3 separate regions of the Homo sapiens genome follow, and regions 2 and 3 are each linked to region 1. A link is a contact called in ENCODE Hi-C data. All regions are on one chromosome and are shown on one strand. The core of a region is the stretch at or near the end of the contact, and the rest is flanking DNA. Distances in the headings are between cores, read along the strand shown. Region 1 overlaps TNIK (TRAF2 and NCK interacting kinase). Region 2 has its middle 25 kb from the start of SEC62. Region 3 holds the start of LINC02068 (long intergenic non-protein coding RNA 2068).

The links. A loop is a pair of places that touch in the nucleus more often than their neighbours do. Pooled maps may share reads with other maps.
Region 2: a map with no recorded cell type shows a loop between it and region 1 (5-fold over the local background). The contact joins two enhancer-like sites. A Hi-C loop is called at or near these places in 7 of 37 single-sample maps with no recorded cell type and 4 of 50 pooled maps.
Region 3: a pooled map shows a loop between it and region 1 (4-fold over the local background). The contact joins the promoter of LINC02068 here to the enhancer-like site in region 1. A Hi-C loop is called at or near these places in 2 of 37 single-sample maps with no recorded cell type and 11 of 50 pooled maps.

Annotation. Positions count from the first base shown.
Region 1 is chr3:171,246,277-171,250,695 of GRCh38, forward strand. The region is part of intron 2 of TNIK (TRAF2 and NCK interacting kinase); the gene reads right to left. Among named protein-coding and RNA genes, the nearest start is that of MIR569, 140 kb to the left of the region's middle. Within about 2 kb of position 2,708, at least 2 of the 41 ENCODE cell types and tissues checked have a DNase peak (open chromatin) inside an H3K27ac peak, as active enhancers do.
Region 2 is chr3:169,939,243-169,943,767 of GRCh38, forward strand. No RefSeq gene overlaps it. Among named protein-coding and RNA genes, the nearest start is that of SEC62, 25 kb to the right of the region's middle. Within about 2 kb of position 1,394, at least 4 of the 41 ENCODE cell types and tissues checked have a DNase peak (open chromatin) inside an H3K27ac peak, as active enhancers do.
Region 3 is chr3:172,593,089-172,597,876 of GRCh38, forward strand. LINC02068 (long intergenic non-protein coding RNA 2068) reads right to left here and starts at 2,519. Exons shown (of 4, transcript NR_146714.1): 1 at 2,315-2,519; 2 at 1,373-1,493. RefSeq lists enhancers at 1-60, 123-262 and a silencer at 3,031-3,325.

The DNA of each region.
Region 1 (4,419 bases), core at 1,458-3,957:
AGAACCAGATAAAAAAAAAAAAATGCCTTTCTATTCATACTTCAAAACAAAACAGATTCTAATCACCTCAGCAAAAATAGGAGGGCTGGAAATAATAGATAGTCTGTAAGATTTGTAGCTGGTAAATGAAAAATTATTATTAATAGCTAATATCTACTATGTCAGGTTCTGTTATAAGCATTTTACACACATTAACTCATCACAGCCCATTATGCTGTTACCCTCATTTTACAGATAAGGAAACGCACAAAGAAGTTAGATGACTTGTTGAAAGTATCTATTATTTAACATAGGCAGCATCTCATTTGACTTCTGCATTTTCTTTATTGCTTCCTTTTAGCAAACAAAAAAAATATTTCTAAGAGCTTTCATTAGATTGAAAATATTTTCAGAGTTCACTTACAATCTTAGTCTTTCTAGCACTAGTTTTTCCCTCAAGATCTTGAGTTTTCAGCTATTATTTCTCAAAATGGAGTTTTCAGAAGGCAGGCGGTGACTTCAGTCTAGGACATACAAGGTTTGCAGGAGGCTGGCCGCTTGAGAAGTTGATATTATGATGCGCAGATGGCCAAAAGTTCCACAGAGCAACCAACTCAGACTGGGCTGAACAGAAATGGTAGCAAAAGTAGGACTTTAATTCAGTCCTAAAAGATCAGAAGAATAAGACTGGGGGGAAGACAAGGAAGGACATTTCAAGCAACAAGTAAAGGCACTGGCCAATGTATGAGGAAGGGCTTAAGTCTGTGTATGGCTATGACATCACATGTGTGTAGAAAATAGCAGGATATGCAATTGGAGAAGACAAAGTCCCAATGAAGAACAGCTTCCTGTGTCACGTAAGGAGTACGATGTTAAAGAGTTTACACTTGGGAGTTACAAGATCAGACTGGATTCCAGAAAGGTCACCCTGTCACCATCTTCCCCACTCCTTGCCCACCTTCCTACCCGCTACCACTCAGATCCAGGATTGCAGTTCATCTGTCCTCTACCAAGATTTGGAGATGATTAATCCAGTCAGGATCTGAAACAAAGGCTGGCAGTGAAAAGAGAATAGATCCAAAGAATAAATAAGTAGAATCAACAGGACATGTAGATGGTGTTTTGGAGAATTGAAAGAGAAACAGAAGTCCTCCAGGAAGATAACATCTCTGGCTTGTACAATCTAGGTGGGTAAGAGTGCCATTCTTTGAGACAGAAGACTCGGGAAAACATGAAGAAGGCAGGAAGTGACTTCAGTCAAGGACATAACAAGGTTTTCGGGGGCCGGGTAGACATCCAGACAGATGTGTCCATTAGTCCAGTGGAGAAGACTGGGCTTCAGGAGGTCAAGTCAGTCTACAGAGACAGAAGGACTTGCAATGAACCCCAAGAAAAAACAACCAGCGGGTGGGAAAAAAGAAAGCAGCAATATGACTGCAAATCAAGGAAAGAGAAAGTTTCAGGAAGGAGGATGTGATGAGTTTCAAAAAGGAGGGTATGGTCAGAGCCAGTGCTACAGAAGACCAAGTGAAATAAAGACTAAAAAGAGCTCATTCAATCTGGCAATTATGAAGCCCCTGGGACCTTACACAGCAATGCAGGGACAGACATCAGTTTGTATAGAGTGAAGGAAAAAATGGGAGGTGACTATGTGGAGGCAAAGAGGGTAGAAAAAAGTTGCTTGGTCTGAAAAGAGATGAAACTAGTCCTGAGGTCTCGCTGAAGATGACTGCAGGCTGGGAGGAAAGGGGCAATTCTGGGCAAGGGAGGAGACAACAGAAACAGCAGGAGGAGTCCTCTCACACAGAGGGAAAAGCTTTACATTGAGTTAGGATGAAAGAAGGTAAGAATGTGGGAAGAAGATGAGTTTGAGAAGAAAGGCAGAGGGAGACCTGTGGGATATTTACCCAATAAGGGATACCTGTCCAATGGCTCCAGTTTTTCTAAAAGGCATAGAAGAAGGTCACCTGTGGAGAACAATGAAGGCAGGGGCAGCGGAAGGGAGGAGAGGAGAGTGGTGGAGATTGGGAGCAACTATTCCAGGGAAAACAGGAGAAGGAACTGAGCAGGTACATACACAGTTGATTATTAAGCAGTGCTGAGTTGAGCTGTGCAGCCCAAATGCAGAAAAATAAACAGCTAGACTGACCTTAGGGAAGGGGTCTGCAAGGTGGATATTATGGAAGAACAAAGGATAAAGGAGATAGTACATGTTGGCTAAAAATGATTAAACTAAGAAATCATGAGGCCCAAGGCTGGAGAGACAAGTTATTAAAGTTTCATGGGGACTGAGAGACTGACAAAAGACCCGAGGGCTTAGTCAACATCAAAGAACAGGTGTGTAGGGTGTGAGGGAGTACAGGCTGGAAGCATCAAAGGCTGTGGTCTAAGATTGGGATGCTGTACATTTAAGATTTTAAAAGCAAAACAGACCTGGGTCATAAAAAGTCCAGGTTGTGAATAATAAGAGTGGGGTGTCATTCCAGGTAATAGCAATATAACTATAGTATCAATATTATACCATTTTACAAGTGAGACAAGGACTAGATGACTTATTCAACATCACAGCTGGTTAATGGCAAGGCTAAAGTTTCAATCCAAGTCTTTGCTGCCAAGTCTTATTGACCTTGTCATACAAAATCATTTTACTTGGTACCTTTTTCTTTCAGCCTTTGAATAAGAAATAATAAAATGGTGATTTTGCTTTCAGACTAGGACGACGTTATAAATGAAAGAAAGCTATCAATCTGACTTAAAATGCAAGTGAAAGTAACGGTTTTATTTTCAGAACTCTGGTTATTACCCATAGTGTAGGAGCTTATGAAATTCTGTTAAAGTGTATCTTTGCATACTGTTTTCTTATTATAGAAACATTAAAAGTAACTAGCTATTGAACATGGCAACAAAAATAGTTAAGAACCACTTTATCTCATAAAACATAAATTTCAGCCTCCAGTGGCATGTCTGCTATTATTTCATAATTCTGGGTCCCACTCCCTATTAAGTCCAAGGCTGTGTCAGGATGATTTAGGAAGATAAAGCAATGTTACACCACATATTTTCAACCCAGGTACCTTTAGGCATACATCCAAATGTGAATATCAGATCTGTACAAATGTAAATGGAGTTGTCATTTTCTTTGATTAAGAATCACTCAGGCTCTCCATCACCATTACTAGACAAGACAGAGTGGCCTGCTGCCAACTTAAGGGGGCTGGAGGGATGGGGCAGTGGTGTGGAAATGGCAAATTAGGGGCCTCCTGCAGTGAGTTACTGCTCACCAGTCCTGGGCAGCCCTTAGGACATTATACATTAAGACACATATTCAAATGGAATGATGGTGGTACACATCAGCATAATTCACCTCAAATAATTCATTACAAAAAGACAAATGAACAAATGTCAAATTTGCTGCCTATGATATTAGCTATTACTGTCTTGTACGATATATATTAAGTGAGGAGCCTGCAGGAAAGCATATACAGTTATTCCATAGCTATTTATTTCATCCACTCTTGAGGCAAGTAGCGTCTTTCCCTGTCAGTTGGAACCAATCCAACCCACCCAACCCAACCTACCTAGACTCCCTAACTGTTCCTAGCTATCCTGGTTTCTTACTGAGCTAGTAACTAATAGTTTGCTTTTACTGTATATCAACTTGTCAGGCTAAGGTTTTACATGATTACTATTTAATCCCCACATTGCCCATGTGAAGTAGGTGCTACTACCACCCCCATTATACTAATGAAGAGAGCAAAGCACAGTCCCAAAGTCAGCCAGCTGGTAAGGCCAAGCTCTTAGCGATGCCTGCATGCTTCTGCCTTTGTTACTCCGCCTTTCAAATTTCACCCAACTTCTGCTCTATAGCTTGATGGCACATGTTCAGGAAGAATTCCCATTTACTTCAGTCCATACTGATTACTCCCTTCTCAGAAGTAGCTCATCCATACCTGGATGGAAGCTTTGCTTTCTGGTAATGCCAGCACCCTCTAATTTTCATGGGACAGGCCTTGGAGAGACTGACCCAGTCTTGTTTGCCTGGGAAAATGGTGTTGATGGATGGACAGCTTCTTTGTGGTAGTGAGATTTGGGTTAAATAGCTCCAGTACCTTAAAAATTCCAAGATGTAACCTAAGCCCTAGTCCCCCAAAATATTCAGAAACAGGGATTCCTAGAAATCTAAATCATGCCCTTTAAAAATTTCGTGTCCAAACCTGATAGACTTAAAAAATTAGAAATGAAGAATATTAGAGACATTCATGTCCACTGATATTAACCCCTTCCATCCTACTTCTCTAAAGCCATGCAGCTAGCTCAGAGAAAAGTAGGAACTCCAACTCCTTCAGCTGTGGGAGGTGGGAACAACACAGGCCCTGTGGTCAGATACCTTCAGTTCTGTCACTCACTGGCTGTGTGACCATGAGGAAATCATTCAGATCT
Region 2 (4,525 bases), core at 144-2,643, 1.3 Mb before region 1:
TGAACCTGGGAAGCGGAGGCTACAGTGAGCTGAGATCGTGCCACTGCACTCCAGCCTGGGTGACAGAGCAGGACTCTGTCTCAAAAAAAAAAAAAAAAATCGAGTTTGAATATTATTCATGACTAGGTATTTTATTTCTGAAATACAACTATGTTATGACTGAAAGTGACTGGAGGACTGCTTTTTATCTGAGAGGGAGGTGAAAAGTCATAGTATCCACTTGAGATTTCATCCAAGGGGTGGGGAAGTTATCTCTGCAAAGCAGGTTTGAGCTGGCAAGGTGGAGTGCTCTCTGCTCACACCCTGTGGAATCCCACATTTTCAACTTGATGTTTAACAGAATGTCTCTGAAAGGATAAACAAGAAAATGATGACAGTTTGCTCAAGGAGGGGATTGGCTAACAGGATATGAAGTCTTCTTACCATATACATTCTTGAACATTTTGAATTTTTAACCATGAGAATATATTTTCTATTTAAAAAATTTACATTTAACATGAGCAAACTCTAGAAAGCAGCCTCTGAGATGGCCCACAAGGATCCCTGCATCCTGGTATCCCAAGCCCTTGTGTGATCTACTCCGCTTGAGGGCGGGCTGGGGGTATTGAGGCTTTTCTAATGAACAGAATACAGAAGGCGTGATAGATGGGATGTCACTTTTGTGGCTTCTGTCTTGGGTGCTCGCTCTCTCTCTCTCTCTGGATTTCTCACTCTTGGGGAAGCCAGATTCTTTGTCTCCAGGCAGCCCTGTGGAGAGCCCCACATTAACTTGGAAATGGATCTTCTGACGCTGCCAACAGCCATGTAAGGAAACTTGAAGGTGCCTCAGCTCCAGCCCACAGCTTGATGGCAGCTCATGAGAGACCCTCAGCCAGAGGCCCCCAGCTAAGCCACTCTGGATTTCTGACCCACAGAAACTGTAAGATAATAAATGTGTGTTGTTTTCAGCCACTAAGTTTTGAAGTAATTTATTTCACAATAATGGAGTACTAAAACAAACAAATTAAGTTGCATTTAGTAAACACAAATTGCATGCTACCCACATTCACTTTTTGATTTGGAAGGTGGGCTTTTGAAATCATTTTCCTATAAGCCTAATTTAGTTAAGCTTCCATTTCTTTCATTTTTACTAAGACAACAGGTTTTTCTTCTGACAAAAACTGTATGAAACCATCACATGTATTTGTGAATTGTTACTTTACTCTCTTGGTCCCTTTGCTGAAAGAGAGACAGGGACAGACAGAAAATCCTCCCATATTTCAAAAATATGTCTTTTTTAAGTTATTTAAGATGGCAATAAGCCAATGAATAACGAGTGGCAAGATTTTTACTAAAAATAACTTGAAAAATGCTTCACTTCCTCTTTCCCTCTTTTTATTCATCTGATGCTCAGTGTACCGAAGAACTGTTTGGTCACGTGACATTTCACCTGCTATACTACCCAGCAAACAGAAGTTTCACAAAATGCCAGGTGTGAGTTACAGATGCTGTGGTGAGGGATAAAAAGAAATGCTTAATATTTTTAATGGCAAAGTGATAATGAGGTTCAATCACTATGATGACTTTTGAGTTTCGTATTGCTGCTAAATAAGTCCATTGAGTTGGTAATTGATTGATTTGCACAGATGTATCTCAATGTTGCTCTAAGGAAAATGTTCCGATATGCCATCTTGGCATGTACTATCACCAGAAAAAACCACTGTGCTTAATTTTAGGTCCATGCATTTAAAAAAGAACCAGAAGAACACATGTAAAGGAGGCCCTCCCCAGCTCTCAGTACTCTTCATTGTAAGAGAATAAAACTGAAATTGCTTGTCCCTACCAAGATTACCTTCTACCAAGATTGTCTTCTTCTAAAGACTCCTGGGTACGTTTTAACAAAAGGGACACTTTATGAACAGATTATTTTGGAGGGTGAGGATTTTTATTTACATTATCATCTAGAAATAGTTTTTAACTTTTTCTGAAATGCCACTTGAGGCTTGAAGCATACTCTGTACTCTTTATGAATAAAAAACAAAGCAACAACAATGACAACTTCTCTCTTGTTGGAAAACCATCACAATAAAATTATGTTTGATAAATAGGGAATTATGACTTATGAAATATGTTTAGACTGATTGAGTAAATATCCAGGCAATGGAGTACTATGCAGCTGTTTCCTTTAGGGAAGTATTATAGCTATTAAGGAGAAATAATAGAATTTGAATATCACCATTATGCACCCCTAAAACATAAGCAATCTAGGCAGTAGTCATAAATGGCTGCTAACATCTCGAAAAGAGAAATAACCAGACATCATGTGCCATCTGATGGAAATCCATGAAACCCCATATGAATGAAAGTCTTATTAAAAAAAAAAATTAACCTGAGTCGAAATAAACCTCTAGATCCAAAAACCAATTTACAGGAAATACAGGGAACAAAGGAACATGTTAAACATCACTGCAGTTATAAAAATAGTAAATATCCAAATTATGGGGAACTATAGTAGAAATGACCTGATTTTCTCCAACAAATAAATGCAAGGGAATGGGAAAAGGAAAACCTGTAGATTAAAAGAAAGATACTTAAGATTCAAATAACCCAGATGTAAAAGTTTTGGAAATAGTGGTGATGGTTGCACAAAATTCTGAATATAATTAATACCACCAACTTGTATGTTAAAATTACAAATTTTATATATTTTTTACTAAAATAAAATTTTTTGAATTCAAATCACCCAATATAATCATGAAACTTATTTAAATCCTTTTTCAAATACATTGTAAAAAATGAAACAATTAGGGAAATCTGAACACAATTTGGGATATTCAATGATATTAAAAATTACTGTTATTTGTTAAAAATATAGTATTGTGAGCTTTTTTAAAAGACTTCTTATTTTTTAAAAATATATACTGAAATATGTACAGATAAAATGATATATGGTATCTGGGATTAGATTTGATCCTGCCTCCAACCTAATAAATTATCCTGCTATTATTTTATGGAGACTGGCAGAACACATGAGCCTCTTGGGTCAGAGACAAAGAACTTTATTACTCATGACACAGTAGCAGCATGAACATCAGCATATGTGTATTGGTTCCTTTTGCCCCTAGGTGCTACAAGAGCAATACAGAGGGGCCCAGAGGCTACCTGCCCATACAGTAGGTTTGCTTCACAGCTGAGGATCACAACTTGGGGAAACGACCAATTTTATAGCAAGCAGTAAGCAAGCCTGCTCTTTGTTCAGGGGTGATGATGGGTGTGGAAGGAAGGATTACCCATTTTTTAAGGTTACCAGCTACATAATCAACCTTGAGAAATGGTTCTGGTAAAAGAATAGTTAGAGCCTTGCAGTCTCTTGGTCCACCCAGCAAGATGTATAGAAACAAGAGTCCCAAAAAAGAGTATTTCTCCCAGTAATATCATGACAAGGATTTGCTTCCAAAAATCTGTTGAGTGGGTAGGGTGTAGGTAGATCACTGGGACTATGGGTGAAATAAGTTCAGTCATGAGTTGATACTTATTGAAGCTGGGTTTTGACTACATGAGGTTCACTATTCTATTCACTCTACTTTTGTATATATTTGAGGTTTTCCATAATAAAAGTTTTAAAAAATCTGTTTACTAAACAGCCAACATATAGCTATAAGAGTTATAGAATAAGTGTGGATACCAATGTTTAAAAAAGAGTATAGGGCTGGGCGTGGTGGCTTACGCCTGTAATCCCAGCTACTCAGGAGGCTGAGGCAGGAGAATCACTTGAACCTGGGAGGTGGAGGTTGCAGTGAGCCAAGATTGTGCCACTGCACTCCAGCCTGGGCAACAGAGCAAGACTCTGTCTCAAAAAAAAAAAAAAACACTATATTTTTAAATACATGAAATTTTTTAAATTCCATTAAATTGTTTCCATTAGTTATTTAAAATATATGGAATATTTTACTCTGCCCACTAACACTAAAAATGTATTATACTTCAAGCAAATGCAGTTTCTCATTATGGTAAATATGTACACTGTTATTTTATTACAGATATATGAAAGATCTGTTTTATAGAGCGTTGCAGTCAATTTGCTGTACTTATCCAGCATATCCTCTGGAAAGGGAATCCTCTACATAAATCAACACAAGGTCCAAGGTCTCCGATATGTCTGATAATAGCCACAGGATGTCATTGTGCAGGTGTGAGAAACTCATCTCCTGAGTAAAGGAAATAGTTTACTTGAACATCATTGAATGCCATTTTGAAAAAATATGGATGCTTTTAGATTTTTTAACTACATATACTTTTTTTTTTGAGACAGAGTCTCGCTCTGTCACTACATATACATTTTAAACTACGTTTCTAAAATAGTTTACCTTCCTCTTTGGCTCATTTCCTAAGAGGTGACTTTATTTTGCTAGCTGGGATTACAAAAAGTTTATTAAACTGATTGTTGAATTAAATAGCTATTTGTTTCATAGTGCTAGAAGTTATTCTCATCAAACAAAACAAAAGCATAAAACACTTGGTTACTGTAAAAAAAAAAATCTTACCA
Region 3 (4,788 bases), core at 1,269-3,768, 1.3 Mb after region 1:
AAGATGGCCGCCTACCCCTTCCTCTGAGAGCTCCCTCTCAGGGATGTGTAATGCTGCTACCAGCAGCTGGCTAGAGTTCCAAGCCAGTGGGTCTTATCCTGTGACCTCTGAAGTGCTATGGAAGTGAGGCCTGCAGATCATCGCTGCTCAGCCCCCTGGATTCAGCCCCTTTCATAGGAGTAGGTATGGGGGTCTAACCTCCCACTTGGCTGGAGTAGCAGTTACTTTTGCCAGGAAGCCAGGATATCTAAGGCTCCTGGGGCTCCGTGTGTACCTGAGCGGCTGCTCTGCCAAGACTCCCCATAGCTCTGTGTATCTGACTGAAGGCCCTAGTGGAGTGGGTTCATGAGGGGATCTCCTGACCCAAGAGTAGCAACGATCCATGGGAGAAGCATTGGTCCGCAGGGTCGCTCATTCACTCACGGCTTCCCTGGATGGGGAGGTTCCCCTGGCTCCATGTTTCTCCCGTGTGGGCGGTTGTCCTGCCCTGCTTTTCTCCATTCTCCATGGGTCAGGTTGTTTTCTTGATGAATTCCAACATGTGTATCTGTATGTTTCGGTTGAAAGTGCAGTATTTACTCGCCCCATCTATTTCTCTCTGTGAGAGCAGTACACACTAGCTGCTTCTGGTTGAGCGTAAGAAAAATAAATGCCCTTTTAATGTGTTTGCTAGAAGATAGAAAACATTGCAAAGAACAGAGTAGAATTCATATTCTTAAAAACAAATATGAAAACTTATTCTACTTTCCTTCTTTACCAATGAAAATAAACATATTTATTGTCCTCAATGCACTTTTTTCTTTGAAATAATAACTCCTCAGAAAGACCGTTGCAGTTAAGAATATCAGCTGTCACACAGAGCTAAATCCTTTTAATTGTGAATTTTTTCCCCACAAAGCATGATGAACTACGTCTTGACAGGGCAGGCAAAGTATTAAAGTAAAATATTTTTCCCCACATTTTATTTTTCTTTTCTTTCTTTCTTTCCTTTTTTTTTTTTTTTTTTTTTTTGAGATGGAGTTTCACTCTTGTTGTCCAGGCTGGAGTGCAATGGCGTGATCTCAGCTCACTGCAACCTCCACCTCCTGGGTTCAAGCAATTCTCCTGCCTCAGCCTCTGGTGTAGCTGGGATTACAGGCACACGCCACCACGCCTGGCTAATTTTTGTATTTTTAGCAGAGATGGGATTTCACCACATTGGCCAAGCTGGTCTCAAACTCCTGACCTCAGTGATCCATCTGCCTCAGCCTCCCAAAGTGCTGGGATTACAGGTGTGAGCCACTGCGCCCAGCCCCCATTTTCTGAGGTGAAATGAAGGAAGAGTTAATCATTCATGCTCCTTTTCTTGGGTTCAGCTGCCATCCTTACTTACCTCTGATGGAGGACTAGGGATTTCTGGGACTTGAACTCCTGTTATAGAAGGTCAGATTAGCCTTAAGCTGAACAGCAGCAGCTACCTGGGCCTTTCTCCCCTGAATAAAAGTTCTGAAGATCTAAAATGAAAATATGAAAGGAAAGAAATTATCAAGTTCTGTCTACTAAATATCTCAGTGGATTTCCTACCTCAACTGGTAGATTTGTCTTAAGGCCTTTGTTTGGAGTGTTTTCCTACAAGTCTCAAAGTCTAACAAAAGCAGGCGTTCCCGGTCAAGCTCTGCCAAATTCACCACGTGACCTAGGACCTGAAGTGAACTTTCGTTTCTCCTGTTCTCTCTCTTTCCGACCTTCCCTCCCCGCCAAGGCAATGCAGACAGGGACTCAATATATTATTTTGAGTTCTCCATAGGAAAAGAATTATTATTAAAACAATAAGCTCTCAAGATAAATACCTTTATATAATGTATATACATTCATATATACATGAGTATATACTAGCTTTCATATCTGTATTCTTTTTTTTCTTTCTCACCCAGAACTCAAGAAGACATGCCTGTATCCCTTTTTTTTTTCTCTTTTGAGATGAAGTTTCACTCTTGTTGCCCAGGCTGGAGCGCAATGGCGCAATCTCAGCTTACTGTAACCTCCACCTCCTGCATTCAAGCAATTCTCCTGCCTCAGCCTCCTGAGTAGCTGGGATTACAGGCGCCCACCACCACGTCTGGCTAATTTGTGTATATTTAGTAGAAATGGGGTTTCACCATGTTGACCAGGCTGGTCTTGAACTTCTGACCTCAGGTGATCCACCCGCCTCGGCCTCCCAGTGTGCTGGGATTACAGGCATGAGCCACCGCACCCGGCCCAACATGTCCGTATTCTCAAAGCTATAGAGGTGTCTTTGCTATTTTGTTCTCTTAGGTAAGAACCGGGTCCTCACCTTACACTTTATTCCTCAGGTGAAGAGACTCTGTGTGTGTCCATTCAGGGAAGCATGAGAGCATTTGATTTCAGCTGAGCAGGTTTAGTCATCTAGGAGCTGCTCTCTTAAGTGTTTAACACAATCGTTAACTAACTAAAACTTGCAGGAAATTAATCTGGAATTTCCCAGTAATTACATGTTTTAGATAAGTTTTTGAATTGAGTCCAAGATGATGTGATAGTGCATGTTCATAATTAACTAAGAAACTGAGAAAAGCTTTCTTAATCTAAAAACAAAGCCAAAAATCTTTCCATGCAAGGAAAGAAAATCTTAATTGATTAACTCATTAATAGAGCAGGGAAAAGAAAACAAAAGCAAAAGCAAAAAAACTAACTTGAGATATAGCTGAACTCATAATGTGTATTTGTTTTTATTTCCAGTTGCTGCTTACCATTAGCTGTGCAAGACCAAAGGATTTTGTGCTTTCTCTTGCCTAGTAATTGTTCAGTCCAAAATTTAACCATGTTGTTTTTGTGTTATTACCAGGAGCAAGAGGACATGTGTATTGGTGAGAGAAGAGGGGTGAGGAGTCAGGGATAAGATGAATCTGATTAACTTCAGGGGTTATTAGAATAAATCTTGTAGGCTTGGAGAATCTTGTAGGCTTGGAGAATCTAGAGTTCTATGAGAAATGGTAAGCAGACTTCATAAATCCTGTCTGCGTTGCTGCTATGATCTTGGCCTTCCCCTGACATACTCCCAAGAAATAGAAACGAATAGAAATAGAAATCTAATAGAACTAGAAATAGAAATATTTCCCAAGAAATAGAAAGTAAAACTGACAAAGCCAATGCAAAGAAATCAGTTCGGAAGCTGTTAATTTTCACACGATCTGTGTTCAGTAACCGCCCTCTATCGGCTCTCCTGAATAGCACACTATATGGGACGGAGAATCTGAAAGGCCTTTTTGCTGGTTTTCTTACTAACAGAGAGTTCATAAACCAGGATCTTCTTCAGCCTCCAAGGTAAGGAAATGTGTGATCTCCAAGCTCCCTCTTGTATGTATTGTGAACGCCACTGTCAGAAGAGAAACACCAAAGTTATTCACCTGGAAATGTTGCAGTATGAAGACCATGTATTTGATGGAGAGGTTATTTAAATGGTAACTTTGTTAATGAATTTCTTTGCTAACTTTCCCTGCTTTATTTTCATGCCAAAAACCAGAGAGGTACAGAGAACAGAACTCGGCACCACAGTCTAAAAGTGTTAAGTTTCAGGCACAACACTGCTGTTTTTGAGCTGTGGGTCCTCAGACAAGCCATTTTAGCTTTCCGAGCCTCAGTTTCCCACTTGCCTGCTTCTTCACCACTTCCTGGGGTGATAAGAGAAGACCAAATGATATGTTTGTGAAGGTGCTTTGCCACTCATGTACCCTATGCAGACCCTATTATTAGTAGTACTTTATAAAAGTAAGACATCATTTTCTCATTTACAGGACTGAGGATTAGAAAGAATAATGCTGGGTTTCTGGCTGCCTCCGCTTTTGAGGGCCTAGGAGGCATTCTGACCTAAAGAGAGTAGGCAGTGGAGTCAGACATAAATGTAAACACTGTTAGTGTGACCTTTGCAGATCATCTGTCTGCCCTGTGCTTCTATTATGCTATCTATCTGCAAAGTAAAGAACTTCTTTACAAAATGCCTCATACAAGTGTGAATACAACAAACAAGCTCCATCTCTAAAGTTCTTCATAGAAAACAGAATTATAAGACGCACTCAGTATCCAAGGATAAATGATACCAGGAAAGGGCCAAAGTTAATTAATCCTCTTACAATAAAGAGCATATTTCAAGGTAAATAATAAAAATAATTATCTTAAAATTAACAAAATGTATATGGTTATTTGCAACTATGCATTAATTCTTAGCCCAAAGAATGTTGAGGAGTTGATTTGGCATGAAGAGGACACATTTTCTTGGACAAAATTATAGGATGGCACAGTGCGACTTTGTTTAGCTCATACTACCTTTCGGTAACACCATCAAAGGGGATCTTTTTTACCAAAAACATTTTTTAAATCAAGGGTTTTCATCAATTTTCCAAAGGGATTAAAAAAATTCCCTGACATTTAAGCTGGTACATTTTGGAAGCATTTCTTGTATCATCATCCTTACCCATTACTCTTCTTTAGTGTTAATTTATATGATTCCTTGTCCGTTTTTTTTCTTCAGTTTTTACCTAGTCTGTTGACACGTGACTATACTTGATGTTGGAGCAGTTCTCCAACATTATTTTCATCAATTTCATGAAATTCTGCATCTTTTGCAAGAATCACAACTCCACTTTGCCATCTATTTGACTTGTGTTGTCAGATGTTTACAGTATTCTACAAGCAATAAGAGTTAGGCTGAAAAAGTTTTGACTTGTGATCAGGGATAGTCATTCAAGCTAAGCAGAGAAGATTGTTTGAAAGGGGAACAATTTTATGGGTGTT